2 separate regions of the Mus musculus genome follow, and region 1 is linked to region 2. Evidence: chromatin loops called from intact Hi-C (ENCODE). Cell type or tissue: left cerebral cortex. All regions are shown on one strand. Region 1 has its middle 16 kb from the start of Sppl2c. Region 2 overlaps Wnt3 (wingless-type MMTV integration site family, member 3).

The links. Hi-C counts contacts between places; a loop is a spot of excess contacts. Peaks named below come from ENCODE experiments on the same cell type or tissue, not always from the same donor. Only the 100,000 strongest peaks of a DNase experiment are listed, where the experiment ranks them.
Region 1: a loop joins it to region 2, with 6 times the contacts of the local background. A loop is called at or near these places in 13 of 42 quality-filtered maps.

The regions. Positions count from the first base shown.
Region 1 is chr11:104,201,061-104,203,560 of GRCm38, forward strand. No RefSeq gene overlaps it. Among named protein-coding and RNA genes, the nearest start is that of Sppl2c, 16 kb to the left of the region's middle. In left cerebral cortex, no CTCF peak of the experiment used is centred here; no DNase peak of the experiment used is centred here.
Region 2 is chr11:103,779,066-103,781,565 of GRCm38, forward strand. The region is part of intron 1 of Wnt3 (wingless-type MMTV integration site family, member 3); the gene reads left to right. Among named protein-coding and RNA genes, the nearest start is that of Wnt3, 6.1 kb to the left of the region's middle. In left cerebral cortex, no CTCF peak of the experiment used is centred here; a DNase peak (open chromatin) is centred at 1,292.

The DNA.
Region 1 (2,500 bases), 420 kb after region 2:
CCCAGGCTCTGCCTTCCCCTTTCTGCCTGAAGTGTGGCTGCTCTGAGGGGATAACCCCTCCACCCCTGCTCCAGTTCGAAACTGGGTACACAGGAGACTGGGAACCACAGCAATCATCCCAGACTTAACTGTTTCCCACCTGGAAAAACACAGACTGAGAGCCCCCTTTACAGGCTGTGCTCTGGGACTGTGCTACCAATGCACTGCATGCCAGTGACACTCTGACCAGGCGTGGTGGCACACGCCTTTAATCCCAGCACTTGGGAGGCAGAGGCAGGCGGATTTCTGAGTTCGAGGCCAGCCTGGTCTACACAGTGAGTTCCAGGACAGCCAGGGCTATACAGAGAAACCCTGTCTCAAAAAAAAAACAAAAACAAAAACAAAACAAAAAACAGAACCAGTGACACTCTGGACACCCCAGCAGCAAGGCAGACACACAGCCTGGCACTACACCAGTATTCTTGACCCATGTAAGGCTTTCCCTTGGACACAAGTATCCAGGTAACTTTTATCCATCAGATGTTATTGTCTTCTAGCTTATTCTGAACTCTCGCTGACTGGTTCAACTCAGCTGTTGTGGCTCAAAACTCCTCTCCAAGCTGACTGATTTGATCCAGATTCTCTTGACTTCTGACCAAATTTTTCTACTTGGCTTCATACTAACTTTGGCAACCTGTTCTAATCTTCTGGCTCCTCATTCTCTGGCTCGATTTATCTCTGCAACCTGTCTCTGTAAAACTGTCCTGGTAAAACTGTCATATGTATTCCCTACCCCCACCCCCCACATCCTCTCTCTCTCTCTCTCTCTCTGTTCTAAAGTAGCCTTTCTTCTGGTGCTGTTCTTATGTGTGAGTTGAACATATCCTATAGAACTCATTCTGTCAAATCTTACTCTGATTCATCACTTTGTCTGCCCCTCAATTAGACGTCAGATTCAAACATGTCTGTTTCCTTCTACAAACTAACTTTACCTTCATTGTTTGGGACTAAAGGTGTGTACTAGGGGGTGTGTCTGTGTTCCAGCCAGAGGTTAAAGGTGTGTTACTCAACTAGATCACACAGACCTAGAAGGTTTTTATATGTGATCCCTTGCCAGAGCAGAGATCTATGTTGCTGGATTAGTATTCCTCTCCATGCAAGGCAGAATCTATGGCTATGAAGTGATCCCTTCACAGTGGCCATAGCACACCATGTGTAAAATGAAAACAGATACGAGGCTTAGTCTGCTGACTTTGAGTGAAGAAGCAAAGCAATGGAAAGATTGTCCTGGGAGTGCCTAGCTTAATCAGGTGATCTGTTTAAAGAGAGGGAGAGATGGCTTTGTGGTTAAGAGCACTGACTGTCCTGTCAAAGATCCTGTGCTCTAGTTCCAGCATCCACACAGTGGCTCACAACCATCTGTGACTCCAGTTCCTAGATCCAGTGTCTTCTTCTAAGCTCTATAGGAGATCAGGAATTCACTTGGTACTATAAGACCCCCTTTCAGGGGCCCCCACTCTAGTCTTAGCAGAGAGAGCACACCCAAAGAAACACAAGATTCCTTCTTGTTGCAAACACACGAGGCAGTTTAATGATGGAGCTCCGGGTTAAAAGGTATCTCACGCAGGAGACAGTGGATTTGACCCCGAGGCTCAATAGCTAGGGGTTTTTATGGGGTAAAGGGCTTAGGGGTGGGGAATTCAGCATAGCGACACACTATTGGCTTATTCAAACATCAGCAAAAGAATATGTGCAGGTCAGGGTTTTGTGAGTTGTTGACTCAGTTCAGATAGCCCTGTTATGTCCTCACATTCCTCTTTATCTTTATGGTTAAGCTGTTCCCAGGAATGTTTTAACGACGGGGCATGCCCAGGTTTGTTTTTCTTTGTTCTCAGTCCCAGGCAGCCTCTAGGCTCACAAACAACCAGCAATTTCTGAGTACTTTATATGACTTACAGGTCTTGAAATTTCATCTTTCTTTCAGTACGTAGACATACACGTAGGCAAAACAACCATACACACAAAAGTTAGGAGACTATGGACCCCTTGGGATCACAGGTCAAGTGGAAACTGAATTCAGCCTGGTGAGATACTGGGTAGAGGACCCAGCTAATCTACCACCTGTCTCCTGACTCACAGAATCCACAAGATAGTACATGAGTTAGCATATCTTACCCTGCAGAAACAGGAAAGTAGCTAAGCATGGCTATGCTCTAATAAGCTTTATAAAAGCAGATGGTAGGACAGGTCAGCAGTTTGTTGAGCCCAGTCTAGAGGCATGGTGTGGGAAGTGGTTATATAATGTATGGGCAAACTATTCAAGCCCAAGAACTACTCTGAACTATAGAGGAACAATTAAAAGGACATCCTGGTGTTGCTTGGTTTATGTTCTCGGCCCCTGAGATGCAGACAGGAAGGGTGGTGTCTGTTTCCTGCCAGACCTTTGATAGTAGGGATTCACAGGCATGAGTCACGGCATGTGGAAACAACACACAGCCACCAATCTGGAGGAAGGTCTGTA
Region 2 (2,500 bases):
TTTTGTTTTGTTTTGTTTTGTTTTGTTTTGTTTTGTTTTGTTTTGTTGAGATAGGATTTCTTCATGTAGCCTTGGCTGTCCTAGAACTTATTCTGTAGACCTGACTGGCCTTGAACTCAGAGATCCTTCTTCCTGCTTCTGCCTCCTGGGTGCCGGGATCAAAGGCACCTGGCCAGCACCCTTCTTGAAGGCTCGGCCACCACATGTTCTGTTTCTATATATTCCCTCTGGGGAGAAATGTTTCAGCCTGGAAGTGGAGAGCCACGTCTGAGTTCTGAGCTTACCATCCATTGGCTGTGTGACCTAGGGTGACTCTGTCCTTCTTCAGCTCCCTGCCTCTCTCTTGACTATACTGAGAGGTGTCCATTCATCTTCTTAGAGCCTCGGGGATATGATGGGGACTCCACAGCAGATACTTGGGACCTGCCTGAATCAGCACACCCCTTGATTTCTGTGGCTTGGTGTACCTGCCCTAAGCCCCACTTTCCACCCAACACTGCCATGCCTTCTTAATTCACTTCCAAACCTCACGTAAGGGCTCTCTATTCCTCTGTCTCTGGGCTGCTGGCAAAGTGACCTCTCCCCGTCTCAGTTTCCCCATAGGAAAAATAAAGTTATGGCCGCTACCCCATGAACATCAGTGATCAAATTCAGGCCCCAGAATGCTGCCGGAATGCAGGAAGTACAGTTCAATGTTTGAACCTCGGTCTGGCCCTGAATCCAGACTTGTCTCTTCAAATAAACCCTCCGAGATTGGCCCCCATGGCTCTCATTTCTTCTTGTTCCATGTGCTTGGCACTGGTGCCCACAGGCTTGTAACTTCCTTCAAAATCAGAAGTTCGGCTTTTTAAAATATTTTTTATTATATTCATGTTAGTGGTTTCCTACATGTATGCCTATGCAAGAGAGTCAGATCCCCTGGAATTAAAATTATAGACAGTTGTGAGCTGCCATGTGGGTGCTGGGAATTGAACCCTGAACCTCTGAAAGGACCAGTGCTCTTCACCACTGAGCCATCTCTCCAGCCCATTGAAGTTCAGCTTTTTTTTTTTTTTTTTTTTTTTTTGCTGCCTAGGGGAGGTAGGGTAAGGTGGACAGAGGTGGTCTGGGGTCTCCCCTAATCCTCCTGATACCCCACAGTCTTCTGAGCTCGGAAACCTCTGTCCTCTCCAGCTGGAACACAGAGCTCCCGGGCCTGGTGGGGAGGGGTAGGCTTGGGGCCCTGGCTGCTGGAGCAGCCCCAGCACGAGGTGAAGTTGCTTCTGGAGCTGGGGGATGACTCAGAGGGTGATTTATAGACGGAAAGCAGAAAGCTTGGCTCCTGGCAGAAGCCTGCTGCTTAATTACATTCTTTGGGGGGTGGAGGTATGTGGGGCGACAGCAAGGGAGAGACTTCTACCTCGTCCCCTCCGGGCCTGGTACCTGTGATGTCCTAGCACCAAATAGGGTTCTTCTTAGAGAGTGCGTCCCCTGTACTGAATGCACGGTTAGCCACTGAGAAGAGGAAGAAGTGGGACAGAATCATCGGAAGGACAGAGTCCCGTGGGGACCACCCCAGGGACAGGCTGATGGGGCACACAGGAAGAGTGGGATGCTGAGAAGGATCGCTGAACCTCCACCCTGCTTCTGCCGAAGAATCCCTAAGCCACCTGGGCCTCTGGGTAGCCACTCTCCACTTCCCCTTCGCGTGGTTGCCTGTGAAGACCTTCAAGTTGGCTTCTTGTCCTGTGGCTTGGGTCCTGGTAGCCCATGCGTGCAGGAGACCAGGCCTGGAACTCAGAGACTAAACTCTGCGTCTTTGGGTTAGATGACCTGTTGCGTGGAAGTGTGATGACTGCTGCAAAACTGCAGCGGTTCTGGTAGCATCAGCCTCGTGCTGGAGGGAAGGAACCCCACTAACCCTGCCTTTAAACTAACTACAGCTAGCCTGGCTGCCCATGCTGACCAGTGTAGTGACTCCAACACAGCCCCAGATACTGAATTTCTGGGTCAGGGGTCCCAAAAGGTATAGGACAGGCAGGGGTAAGGAGGCCAAGGTCTGCAGCACCTGGCTGCCTGTTTGAGCTTGGTTAGTACAGCTGGCAGGACTTGGCAGGGGTCAGGATGGGGACAGCAGACAGCTCTCCAGTTCCCCCTGAGGCAGGCCTTCTCAAAATGGCCTCATTAATGCATGTGGAGTGAATTCCAGAAATGTCAGGTATACTCACACATCTAAAGAAGGATGGGGACCCAGAAATGTTCTGTGCTTGGAGACAAGAGGAGTCAGAGTGAGGGATGGTTTCCAGGTCCGGGATCTGAACTGTTGGACATGGTCTTCCTATTGCAAAGTGATGCTCTGTGCTCAGGACAGTGGATGTTTGAGTTTTCTGTGCCTAGTGGGAGACTGGAACTGATTCCGGGACAGAGTAGAGACCATAAACTTTATATGTGAGCAGCTTTGAGGTGCAAGCTGAATTGCCAACCTTCCCAGACCTCAGTTTTCTCATCCACCAAATGGCCA